Linked DNA regions of Homo sapiens: regions 2 and 3 are each linked to region 1. Evidence: chromatin contacts called from ENCODE Hi-C data. All regions are on one chromosome and are shown on one strand. Each heading gives the region's core, a stretch centred on a gene start or an enhancer-like site at or near the end of the contact. The rest is flanking DNA. Distances are from core to core; before and after follow the strand shown.

The links. Hi-C counts contacts between places; a loop is a spot of excess contacts on that map. Pooled maps may share reads with other maps.
Region 2: a loop to region 1 is called in a map of sigmoid colon, with 9 times the contacts of the local background. The contact joins the promoter of RASGEF1B here to the promoter of BMP2K in region 1. A Hi-C loop is called at or near these places in 3 of 168 maps with a recorded cell type or tissue (CD8-positive, alpha-beta T cell, sigmoid colon and tibial artery) and 5 of 50 pooled maps.
Region 3: a loop to region 1 is called in a map of CD4-positive, alpha-beta T cell, with 5 times the contacts of the local background. The contact joins the promoter of NUP54 here to the promoter of BMP2K in region 1. A Hi-C loop is called at or near these places in 2 of 168 maps with a recorded cell type or tissue (CD4-positive, alpha-beta T cell and naive thymus-derived CD4-positive, alpha-beta T cell) and 7 of 50 pooled maps.

Annotation. Positions count from the first base shown.
Region 1 is chr4:78,774,047-78,778,417 of GRCh38, reverse strand. BMP2K (BMP2 inducible kinase) reads right to left here and starts at 2,068. Exons shown (of 16, transcript NM_198892.2): 1 at 1,697-2,068. The coding sequence starts at 1,874. It overlaps BMP2K-DT (BMP2K divergent transcript), which reads left to right and starts at 2,448. Exons shown (of 1, transcript NR_186689.1): 1 at 2,448-4,371. RefSeq lists silencers at 1,164-1,364, 1,726-2,395, 2,486-2,735 and enhancers at 939-1,569, 2,202-2,832.
Region 2 is chr4:81,469,385-81,473,755 of GRCh38, reverse strand. It overlaps RASGEF1B (RasGEF domain family member 1B), which reads left to right and starts at 1,849. Exons shown (of 14, transcript NM_152545.3): 1 at 1,849-1,986. RefSeq lists a silencer at 1,508-1,917.
Region 3 is chr4:76,146,500-76,150,870 of GRCh38, reverse strand. NUP54 (nucleoporin 54) reads left to right here and starts at 2,474. Exons shown (of 12, transcript NM_017426.4): 1 at 2,474-2,563. The coding sequence starts at 2,497. It overlaps LOC124900718 (a long non-coding RNA gene), which reads right to left and starts at 2,322. Exons shown (of 2, transcript XR_007058144.1): 1 at 2,269-2,322; 2 at 1-1,664. RefSeq lists an enhancer at 2,365-2,524.

The DNA of each region.
Region 1 (4,371 bases), core at 819-3,318:
GTGACATTAGCGCTTGAAATAAACTTTTATTCTTCGTTGTGGTTGAACGAACTCTCCTTTTGAAATTCATCTTTATTACTTTCCAAAATTATTTTTTTATTGAAAATGGCTTGCTTAGGGTAGTGATAAGATATGCTTAGGGTAGTGAGTAATACAAGTTACAAATTCAAAATCTAATTTGTGAAATGTCAGTATTTTTTTTCTATTAAATAAAAGACCCATCTGGGATTTAGTGGAATGAGTGAGTGTAACACTACTCAAGCTACATTTCAATTAGTTACTAAAACAATTCAAAGACAGAATATGGCATTTGAGTGAAGAGCCATGTGCTTTTAAAACCTACAACACAATCTAAACCAATAATTGAAATTCATGTGTAATAAAGAGCTAGAAAACTTTATAGTATAGTAAATCTTTTATAAAGACCACTCACCACATATTCATTCTTCTGAAAAACTAAGGATCCTCCTTCTCCCACCTCTCCAAGTTTCGGCTAAGATCATTATTCTGAGCAATGGTTCACGAAACAATGATATGTACACTTGAATAATTCACGATTTCTTTCTCTTTCAAATATTTTATACAAAAATCTTCAGGTTTTTTCCCTTGTGCTAATTTACTGTTGTGTATAGCATTTCAAAAAATACAAGCGGAATCTCAGTCTACTGTTTTCAAACCACATCAACGTCTAACGCTCGGAGAACTGAATCCACTCTTCGATTTTTTTTATCTTAACCATAGAACTTAAAAGGGCCATTTATCAACAAAAAGTATTTCTTTTAAAGTGTTTATTTTGTAGTATCATTTTGCAACTAAAAACTCAAAGGCCAATGAAGCATGCAGCACACAGGGCAAGTATTTTCTACAAGGCAATTATGCCAGAAATACAAAACTAAATTCTAAGTTCTTCTTTTAAAATGGAGTAAACTTTTTTTGTAAGTAGACTTCTACCTGCCGTCATAACCTGTTCCAGATCATGAAGGACCGACCACAAAACCTCGTTAAGTGAAAGTTAACCTGCTTTTATATCACCTTTTAAACTACTATCAAAGAGACATACTGGGAGGGCATGAATAGCACCTTGTCCAACAGAGAAGATTCTAAATAACAAAGATAAATGGGCTCCAAGTTTACCTGCTCCTCAGTGCAACCTACTAACTGAATTTAGAGCAAAGGATCACCTCCAACACGCACACATGCACACAAATACATTGTTTTTCAACAGATGACTGAGCTGCAGCAAAGCCCAGCTTGACACCAGGGGCTGCAGGGTCCTATGCCCTGCAGCGCGGGTGGAGGCTTAGATGAAAAGGCCAACGCATGACACCCGTCTGAGCCACAGCTGGCAGAACGGAGCTTCAACCCTGTTCGATCTGACCCTCTAATGAGTCACTGGCCCAATCGTAACACCAACCCACTTCCTAGCCCGTCTACTACCTATTTTCTCGCGTCAAAAAGCACAGAAAATGATTTAAACTAGGCATGAGAGAACTGTGCACCGGCCGGGGCAGCCAGCGGCAAGAAAAGCCAGCTTAAGAGAGAAAGCCCGAGCCACTCTTTAGGAGCCCCCGCTGGCCCGGCAGCAGAGGAAGAATGGGGTATAAGAGTCAGTCCGGAGGGCGAGGACCCGGAGAAGCCGCCGCCACACCCCAACCCTCCCTCACCTGCCTGTCCGAGCCTCCCCGGGCGCCCGTACCTTCGGCCAGCGACTCTTCCAGGGTGACCTGGTGGCGGCCGACCGCGAACACCCGGACCCCCACGGACGAGCCGCCGGAGCCGCAGCCGGCCCCGGCCCCGGCCCCGCCAGCCCCGCCACCCGCCGCTCCGCCGCCGCTGCCGCCCTCCGACTTGGGCATCCGAGAGAACTTCTTCATGGTCCCGCCGGCGAGCTGGAGGGCGCAGGGAGCGTGCAAGGGCAAGTCCCCGGCCCGGCGCGCAGCCGGGCGTCCGCGAGGGGTCGCCGCCCCTGGCCCGTCCGAGCGTGCTGCGGCCCGCCAAGCCTCACATTCCGCGCTCCCCAAGCGCACAGCCTGGGCCCCGCCGCCCGCTCCGCGGCTCCGCTGCAGCTGCCCGGCTCCCGCAGAGGGCGGTGGGGAGGGCGGGGACGGGGCGGGGCGCGAGGGGGCGGGTCCGAATCCAGGGGCGACGCCGCCGCCTCCGCCAGTGCCCCGGGCGTCCCGCCGCCTCACTAAGCGCCTGGAGCGCGAGCCGGGGTAGAGGAAGAGAGCGAAAGAGGCTGGGCGGCCGGCCCCTCCAGGGAGTGGGCTAGACGTCTCAGGCCACAAACCCGCAGGACCGCAGCCCGTCGCGCCGCCGCCGCCCCGGCCGAACCCGCGCCGCCCGCCACTCGTGGCCGTTGGCGGGGGGGGGGGGGGGGCGCTGCTGCCAACCGCTCACTGAGGCCGGGCGACCCGCGCAGGCGCGCTGCCCGCGCCGCCGGAAGTGACGGTTCCGGCTCTTGTCACGTGGAGGGGGACCAAGGGAGGTGATTGTGGGGGTTGGGGACTAGGGCAAAGTCGGGGGTCCCGGGTCCGGGGTTGCGCCGGGAGGGTACTGGCCAGGCCCGACTTCAAGCAGGGAGGTGGCCCGGGACTGGCTCCCGCGCTGGTCACGCACCGGGGTCCGTCATCTCGACCGGGAGTCGCTGTGCCACTCTAGGGGCTTAAAAATGCCGCCAACAACTTTACCCCTGCTGAGGAACTTCTCGCTTCGTTTCTTAGCCAGTTTTCCAGGCCTTCTCCCTTGAGAGTCTCCTTCCGCTCGCCCACCCTGAGCGTAGGAGGTGGGAGCAGGACGGAACTGGAGTGGATTCCAGTAACTGGACTTCTAAACCGGCTCGGTGTCGTCGCGCTCTGTAGCGGACGCTTGTGCTGGGAAGCGTTTTGCAGTTTATAAATTACTTAGGAGTACTTTAAACATCTCACGCCTGCTGTACCACAGCCATGTGGGGGTATTCAGAACAGGTATTAAGGTCGTTTTGCAGACCATTCATCACTCTTGGCTAAAAGAACTTAACGGAGTCGCCCAAGGTCACACAGCTGGCTCGTGGTAATTGGGGACCATTCTTTGATTCATAATTTTGTGCTTTTGGCCACCCTGAAAAAGTAAGGTCAGATCGTTGAAAAACGGGCAGATTTAAGGCTGTTTGGAAGCAAAAGCGACCACTGCGTTCCCCTCAAATCAAAGAGATTTGCACCCCCTACCAAAAAAAAAAAAAAAAAAAAAAGCCCTGTTGTATCAATTTCATAAACTGCAGGAGTCTCCCGACTGCAGGGTGAAGCAACAAAATAAATATGGGTGTAAAACATTCAGGAGTGGTAGGGAATGGCAAACTGTAGAGCCTGTGTAAAGAGAGCAGCCAATTCTCAGCTCCAGCCTACTTTTCCACAAAAGAAGATAGGCACACACACTGTGCCCAGAGGTTCCAGTTTCTTAAGAGAACCAAAAACCTGGAACTGTTTTCTAATGTGGCATTTCCCTAATTTTTAAAATATAGATCAAATAAATTGTATCTGCAGGACTCCAGTATGCACCTTCTATGAAAGTAGATGAATGTGGTTCTATCCCCACCCCTATTTCTTTATTCTTTTTAATGAGATAACGGGTAGAAACATTAGAAAATGTGCTTAGACAAAAACTTTGAACTTAAAATCCTTGTTCTTTCTTCCCTGCTATTTGAAGAGAAGCTATTTCTGCCAACACTAAAATAGTGCTCTGGATTTAGGCATTTCTGCTACATAACCCACTAAACTAAAATTCTTCATCCAGAGACCTGACGTTTAAAGTAGATTCCAGCTTAGTGGAAGTGAGATTATATGTCAGATGATTGATGTGGTGTGGCAGTTGGGGATTTCCATTTAGAAACAAGCTGACCACTTTCGTTGCTGTGGGGCTTCATTGTGGAGTCTCATTCCTAAATTTGAATTGTTTTTTAAGCAGAATAATGGAAAGATTAAGTCATTTCATGCAATTCAAAACTGGAGTCAGACAAACATACAAAGTTTGGGCCTGATATAACTTCACCTGATCACAACAAGCCTGCTATAATAAGTTTCAAAGTTAGTTTACGAGGATCACTTGAGGCCAGGAGTTCAAAACCAGCATGGTCAACATAACAAGACCTCATCTCTTTAAAAAAAAAAAAAAAAAAAATTAAAAATTAGCCAGGTATGGTGGTGGTGCACCTGTAATCCCAGCTACTCAGGAGGCTGAGGCAGGAGGATCGCTTGAACCAAGGAGTTCAAGGCTGCAGTGCGCTATGATGGCACTGGTGCACTCCAGGCTGGGTGTCTCTTAAAAACAAACAAAAGTTTGACCAGTCAAAGTGGCTTGCACCTATAATCCCAGCACTTTGGGAAGCCGAGGTGGGTG
Region 2 (4,371 bases), core at 600-3,099, 2.7 Mb before region 1:
TCTGCCCAAATGGCCACCCAGTTTTGTGCTTGAAACCCAGGGCCCTGGTGGGGTAGGCACTGGAAGGAATCTCCTGGTTTGTGGGTTGCGAAAACTGGCACAAGCACAGTATCTGTGCTGGAGTTCCTCAGGCTCAGTCCCTCATGGTTTCCCTTGGGTAGAGGAGAAAATTCCCCAACCCCTTGCACTTCTCGGGTGAGGCGATGCCCCACCGTGCTTCAGCTCACTCCCCGTGGGCTGCACCCACTGTCCAACCAGTCCCAGTGAGATGAACTGGGTACCTCAGTTGGAAATGCAGAAGTCACATGCTTTCTGTGTGAATCTCGCTACGAGCTGCAGACTGGAGCTGTTCCTATTCAGCCATCTTGCCAGCAATCCCCTGCAACTCTTAATTTCTGGCTACAGGATCAGTAATGTCAAGGGTGTAAGTGACTGGCCCAATGTCATATGGCTCGTTTGTTACAGAATCGGGATGCAAAAACTGAGCTTGAAAAATCAACCAACCAGTACAACCACAACAGCAGGGCAGGGCCACCCAGCCTCTGTGTTTCACTCTGCATGGCTGGCCCACCAAGTTCCCTTGGCCTTATGGCTTCTCATTTAAACTGCAGAGAAGCTATGGTTAAGTCAAAGGCTCAAGTAGGTTAGAGTGAATTACTGAATCAGAGGAGTCCTATTTACACAAAGGAGGGAAGGAGTATCATAAAGAGGAAGAAAAGTAAAAGGAGGCATAAATGAAGAAAATGAAAGAGGAATCCGCTAAGAATAGACAAAGTGAGCGTCAAAATGACTCCACCCCAGGAAGGAGAGGGGGAGGGACCCATGGAGCAGGAGGGAAAAGGATTCCTCCCCCTCAGTAATCTTAATTATAACAGTATAGGACAGGTATGAATAGTGTTGTTTTATATATGAGAAAACTGAAGCTCAGAAAAGCTGTATCACTTACTCAAGGAAATACAGTTGGTAAGAGTCTCCTAATTCTGTAAATTTTTTCTTTTCATAGGTCTCTTTCTTCCCTTGTTTCCATCATTATTTCCCTCTGGCCTCCTTTTATGTGTACAAAGTGAAGTACGGAGGTTTTTACCTTTTTTCTGAAATAGTTATCAAATATCCCATGATGGAGTGAGTACGTGGTTACCATGACAACACAGCCCTCACTGAGGACTAGCCTCCCTGCTTTGCCTCCGGAATCATGTTTCACGGAACAGGTTCCTCTCCGTGCAACTTCTAGCAGCTGTAATTCTACATTTTGTTTGGGTGATTATTTGCTGAATGTCTGTCCTCCACTAGACTATGTAAGTTTCACAATGGCAGAGACCAGCCTACTTTGCCAAGTGTGCCCCCAGCGTTTTGCACAGTGCTTAGCACCAGGATCTATGTGTTATTTGCTAAGCAAATGTTCTGTGGTTCCTCTCCGCTCTCTTCTGAAAGTTACATGGACAGTAACCTTTAGCTCACAATTATGTTAATAAATACTGTGTAACGAGTCGGGCCGGTATTTACAGATAGTATACACGTGAATGAACACACACACACTCACGACTGCACAACAGCCCGGGGCAGGTGCACTCAAGAGGAAACGCGCACAGTCGGAGCCAGCCTGACCAACGCTGTTAAACACCGCTGCGCTGGGCTCCGCGGGCCTCTGCCGCGTGGGAGGGCACCCAGGCTGACGCGCTGCGGGAGTCTGGGGCCCACTGGGACTTGCCTGCCGGGCCGGGTGGCGGCGGCGTGGGCGGTGAGCTGCGCGGTGATTGGCCCGCGCCTGCCGGGGCGGGGCGGGGCTGGCAGCGGGAGGCAGGCGCCTGAGCCAAGGGGGGCGTGCGCGGCGGCGGCTGCCGTAGTTTCAGTATAAACAAGGAACCCGACTGGTTAGACAGATTTTGTTTTTCTTCTTCCCGCGCGCTTTAGCTCCCTGTCCTTTGGTCGCATTTGTGGGCGCGCGGCACGCAGCCGGGAGGCCGAGGACTCGGAGTTCACCTGCAGGTAGGTTGTTCCCTGGCTGGGTTGTTCTCCCGGCTGGGGGACCACAGCCCGGAGCGGGAACTCCGGACCCTACTGCGCGCTGCGCTCTCCCTGGAGATCCCTGGGCCGCGCGGGGAGCGAGCGGGGCTCAGAGACTTCACCGGCTGCCGGGTGCGCTCCGAGGCGGCGGGAGATCCCGAGGCGAGTGAGCGCGAACGCGGGCGCCAAGAGCCGAGTTACAGCCCGGGACCGGGGGAGGGCCCCTGCCCGGCCGCTGCGGGTACCTGGGACTGCCGCGGCCCCAACAGGTGCGAGGCCGAGCCGCTGGGACCCGGGCAGGGCCAGGCTTGGGTTGGGTTGGGTTGTGCCTTCCCTCTTTCTCCCTGATCCTGCAGCCAGGCCTTCTGTCTCGAGATAGGTGGTTTTTGAGGATTTGTCTTGAGTTGTAATCGCGTCCATCATTTTTTTCATCCCTTCTTTCCTTCGTGTGCATACCTAGGTTGATTCTTCCACTTCTTGACCAGTTTTGTGTGCGTGTGTGTGTAGGGGGAGCTGTTTATTTTTGTTGTCAGTGCCATGTAATCTAAAGTCTGACTCGTAGGAAGGGACAAGGGAACAGAAGTCACATACTCGCCACCGACAAGGTGATGTGCTGTCATCCTTCGGTGTTCACCTGGCAAACTTGGGAGACACTGAGTCGCCTTGCTTTTGCCAGAGCTCAGTTGAGTCGCCTCGGGTCACCTGCCTGGGGAATCTCAGATGAGCTAGAGGTATCTAGGAGCCTCGCGGGCAGTCAGCTTAAGGGAGGTTCTTTCTAAGGGAGCTGTGAAAACAACTTAAGTGCTGCACCAGGGAAAAGGGCGAGACGGGGGCTGGGGTGCGCGCGCCTTTGTGTGTGTGTATGGACGTACCATTTCAATACTGCTTGCTGTCTTGCCCCAACCAAATCGGCGCAGTTCAGGCAAAAGCAACGTAGCTTAATCCTCTGACACTGCCGAGGGTGGCACAAGTGTGGCAGATAACACAAGGAGATTGTCTAGACGGCGATTTTCTCTTCGGAATGTAGATGTGTCCATCCTCCCTGATGAATTCGGTGGATATGGTGTATATAGATGAATATGCACACAAATTTGTGTATGTGTTTGGGCCGAACGCGTCTCCAAGGAGTCCTTCGTCAGCACCATGTGACGACGGTCAGGAACTGCTGGTGTGTGTAGATCTATATTTAGCTCAGATGGTCTAATGGCCGAAGGGAGGGTCTCTGAACTGGGTGCATAAAGGGGAAGAGTCTAGGGATCAGGGTGGTGCACTCTTGAATGATGTCTGGCACAGTCACACTCAGATGGGGTGAATAATTGCCCTTTCCTCGTGAAAACAGTAGCTAGAGCTTGGCATGTGATGGCTATGCCTTAATTTAAAACATAGTTGGACCATGGCGATAAGCCTCTGCTAAGAAACAAGGAGGTTTACAGTTAAGCAGCGTATATACCTGGTTGGCCGTTTGGGTGAAAATAACTGGTCCCATGAGATTTAGAACAAATATAGAGTTGCTTTCTTTAATAAAAAGAAATAAAAATTATTTGCTGTTGAGGTTTTCATAACAGAAAAAAAGAAGGCAGCTTGTTAAACCCTATCATTAAAGGTAATTTTATTTTTTTAAGTGAGGGGCAGTGGTGGAGCTAGAGAGGAGGACCTTAGGGCACTTTTGACAGATATCAGGGTTTACAAACAGCGTTATATTATGCCTCTCAAGCAGATTTTCTGGTGAAGATGAGATCAGCCACTGATTAACAAGTTTCTTGTTGGCATTCTTCCACTGCATGTCGGGTCAATCCTTTGTTTTCTTGGAGGTGGGCAACATTTCTAACTACTAAGCATATTGGCCTTGTACTTTCCAGTTGTCTAACGAAGTGTTACATTCTTAGAATTTATTTCTCCTATGGTGCATTTTCAGTCTTGCTTCATTTTATGTGCTCCACTGGATATTTTATCTGATACTAACACATCTAATACCTGGGAATCATACTGTCTTTTGGAGAAGAGAATCACCAGAAAGCATTCCCATGTATTGTCTCCCGCTAACCCCCTACAGCTTAGCATCTAATAGATTATTTATATGTGTGTGTGTGTGTGTGTATATATACACATATATGTACATATATACATATGTATTTATATGTATAACTAAATCAAAGTATTATAATAACACATAGTTCTTATATAACATTTTATTCTTAGAACCTAAAATTAACTACTAGTTAATAGAGTACAATAGACTATATAAAAACAATTCAATACACCTTTCTAAGGAAAAAGACATGGTAAGAAAATTGAAGGGGAGGAGCTGGGATCCCTAGTATGACTCAGGAGTGTTGGGATCAGCTTTGTCAATATCCGCAGAGTACC
Region 3 (4,371 bases), core at 1,225-3,724, 2.6 Mb after region 1:
GTGTGTATAGGCATGCATTTCCACTCAGTCTTCCACCATTCAGTAGGGCACTACCCACTCTCAATAATGTCTGGTGCCCCCAAGTCCAGAGACACTACTATTTTTTTTTTTTTTACACTGACGGGGGGTGGGGGGGAGTCCCCACTGTGTTGCCCAGGCTGGCTGAACTCCTAGGCTCAAGCAATCCTCCCACATCAGCTTTCCGAGTAGATGGGACTATAGGCTGGTGCCACTGTGCCTGGCAAATACTATTTTAATCACTGTAGAGAAGAATCCTCCATTATTTTTCTAGAGTGGGGAAGAAGCATTCACTTGGCTGCACGAGGTCAGAAGAGGATTTGGGGAGCTCTAACTGCTTCTTAAATAGACTTTCAACCAGTTCCTCTCATTTTAACTTCCCTTTACCCCAACTTATGAAGATACGTGATATCTCCAATTCCTGAGCTTCTGGCAGATTCCATAAATTAATCATTGGTTTTCCTTTCTGCTAGACTGGGAGGGCTGTTTGTTTTTTTAAGGTAAGCTGAGTACTTAGCCATTAGACAATGTGCTAAATCAGGGGTGTCCAATCTTTTGGCTTCCCTGGGCCACGCTGGAAGAAGAAGAATGGTTGTTTGTTTTTTTAAGGTAAGCTAAGTACTTAAGCGTTAGGCTATGTGCTAAATCAGGGGTGTCCAATCTTTTGGCTTCCTTGGGCCACACTGGAAGAAGAAGAATTGTCTTGGGCCACACATAAAATACACTAACAATAGCTGATGAGCTTTAAAAAAAATCGCAAAAAACCTCACAATGTTTCAATAAAGTTTACGAATTTGTGTTGGGCTGCATTCAAAGCCATCCTAAGCCATGAGCCACATGTGGCCTGTGGGCCGCAGCTGGACAAACTGCTGGTAAATCAAAGCTCCTTAACATGCTAAGGAAGGTCTTTCAAGATCTGGTTTCCACCTATCTGTCATTCATTCATTATTTATTTCCCCCTGTTATATGCCAGGCACTTGTGATGGGCATGGAACAAGAGGGACATGGTTCTTGCACTTATGGAATATATACTATTGTAAGGAAAAATTAGATTGATAAATTATCTGTGACAAACAGTGAAAGAAGGCAGGGCAGTGGGTATGAGAGCATACTCAGTTTGTAGGAGTCAGACACGGGTCCACCATTCACCAACTTGCCCAAGCCAGAAAGCAGGAGGTTGTCCTTGAATCCTTACTTCCCACGTCCAAATACTACGAGTCTCATATATGCTATTTCTTAAGTATCTCTCAAATTTATTCTCCTAATTCCACTGCCAGATGTAATCCAAGTCATTATCATCTCCTACCTGTGCAACTACAACAGACTCCTAAAAGCTCTATCTTCCTCAGGCATTCTGGCTCCTTCCAATCCATTCTCCTTATGGCAGCCAGAGGGATCTTCTAAAAACAAAATTCTAGTCATACTAGTCCTCTGCCTAAAACCCCTTAAAGGTTTCCCATTACCCTCAAGAAATAGTCTGAAATCCTTACCATAATTTACAAGGCAATATAATATAATGGTAATTTTTACAAATTGGGACTCTGGAGTGGAGAAACATGAGTCCAAAACCAGACTCCAGAACCTACCTGCAAGGTGACTTTGGGCAAGCTGCTTAACAACTCCAAACCTCAATTCTCTCATCTCACCTGCAAAATACAGTTACAGAATCTTCTCTATTTATTTATTCTGAGGATTAAATTATATTACAAGTACAACAGAGGGGGCCCACTCTTCCCCTCTTTTTCAGTGCTCCCCTTAGAGCTGTGGTTAGGAGTATTTACTCTGTAAACAGCCTGACCCTTTGGTACCTGTTTCCTCTTTTATAAATTGGAGATAGCAGCAACCCACCTCATAAGATAGCTGATTAAATTATGTAAAATGTCTAGAAGAGTGCCTGGCACATAGTAAACGCAACGTGTTTGCTACAATTCCATTCGCTTTCATTTCTTCCAACGTGCATCCTCTTTACTGCTTCTGCTCCGTCTACTCATCCTTCAGCACTGGGTTCAAATACCACCTCCTCGTGGGTGTTGGGGGGGTTCTCAACCCCAGCCCTGCTGCCCGACCTCCCAGGCCCGCTAGTTGATGAGGCAGCAACTTCAACCCTACCACATACAAATTCTAGCTGTCTACCGCGTATCCCTACAGTAACAACTTCAGCCTCTGCACACCTTTCCCAAAGAACCTCCCTACGGCAGTTTTTAAAGGACTCTCAGGCGGCACACCCTCGCGAGCGTCCCAGCATTTTACCTTAACAGTGACACCCCACAGCATGTGAAGCCCACCGGAAGTGAGCTGGCTGGGGGCGTTCCCTCACAACCACCCACCTCCTACGCCCTTGGCGCCTTCCGGCCTCTTAGGCTAGGTCAGAAAGGAGGCGGAACTCGGTGATCTGACTGGCGGTTTCCCGGCCGGACTGAGAAGGGGAGCGCGCTGCGCGTCGCAGGAGTAACCTACTTGGTCTCCTGCTTTCGCGACATGGCCTTCAATTTTGGGGCTCCCTCGGGCACCTCCGGTACCGCTGCAGCCACCGCGGCCCCCGCGGGTGAGTGATCCCCCTAGACCTTCACCCGGGAAGAAGGGGAAGGGTCTGGTCCGCCCCCTCTGTCCGAGACTCTCCGACCTGGGGATCCTGGAATCTCCCGCCGACGCGGAGACTTTAGAGGCATTGGAAAAGGGCGGGCGGCGGCAGAGTGGGCCGAGGCGGCACCCGAGGAGGCCACGGGGGTACTCGGGGTCCCACTAGAAGCTCGCTTGCCGCGCGTGAGTTTCCACAGGGCCCTGGCTTGAGCGGTTCGCTTCCCGCTGCCGGGGAGTCCTACTCAGAGAAATTGGAGGTTGCTTCCCTCTCCCCTTGCCCGAGAACCTCCCTCCCCTCTGCACCTCAGCCTCCTGGATGGGCGGGAACGCTTGCGTGGTTCCCGCTGCCGGACTCGGCGAGGATAGGGCTGGGGATCCACCGGCACTGCCCATTGACTCCCTTAGTTCCACCCCCGGCCCCCTGTGGTCCTCGCTGTGGGGTTTATCCGTCATGCTTCTTCCATCTGCCCCACCCCACCCCCACTCTGCTTTCTTAAACTGTTTGGAGCAAAACCAGGTTTGTTCACTTCTGTGAAACCTCCTGCTGATTCTTCTAATCCTTATCTTGCTTTCTTTTCTTTTTCCCTCTCCCCCTTTTTAAAATTTTGTTTCTTTGCCTACACGCCTATCAGGATTTGGTGGGCTTGAGACTGCCAACTCCACCGCCAGTGGGTTTAATTTTGGGGGTTTCGGATTAACTGCTAATCCTGCAGTGAACTTTAATATTGGGAATTTCGGTGTTTCTACTACCTCGGCGACTCCGTTCAATTTTGGTAACAGTCTGGCAAGTGCAGGTAGATACTGCGGGTTGTATGTGTAACCAGTGTTGGGAGCTGGAGTCCAAGAATATTGTGGTTCCTGGAGTTTGGGAAAGAACAGTTACTTGTCTAATAGGGAAAGGAAATTTATTTCCTTATCTCGAATCAAAAACATCTGTATCAAGTTTTTACTGCCTTAAAAGATGTGGTTTAGGAAAGTTTTGCAAGTTACAGTGTTCCTTTATTAAATGTGCACTTATCTTCCAAATGATAAGCATTTGGATTATAATTTTGAATAGATCTTTAAAATTATTAGGTAGGACTTCCAAAGTATAAACTCACCACCAGTCAAGCCCATCCTGGGATTCTTGGACTCCTGCAGTCATTTTTCATTTTTTCTGCATCTTTCATTGAGATTTCATTTTATTGTCCTTGTGTTTCCAAAGAGAAACAAGTCTTATACGAACAGCAGTAACCTGTTTTGTTTTTTAACTTGTGTTATAATGATAATAATGTATTTCTTTGGTCAACTCAGCAGATTAGGATACTATAAGATGTGTAATTTCTATAAGATTTGTAATTATAGAAAGAATCCCCAGTTCTTTGCTGGAATTTTGGGAAATGCTCAAAGAGAGCAGTTTAGTTTTATGTGATATAGCATCGAATTCTAAAAGGTAAGCTAGACGTCTTTGCATTCAAAAAGATAATTATGAAGATTTTCATATGCACGTGGGTTGTTTGCAGCTCATTAGAAATTTTGCAAAACAATAATGATATATACATTTAAAATAGGTTTATGGGTACTTTACATAGTGACACTGTAGAAAAAAACTTGTTCTTCAGCTGCTCGTATATGAATTTATCGTCCATAGTCTCTTACGTTATGCCTCTTGTGCCCATGCCAATTATATGCATTTGATAAACATTATTTACTCCCTAAAAGTTAATTGGGAAGTTTGTTATTTTGTTCATTCACTGGTTACTGCAATGTGATTATCACCCTAGCATCTGAGTT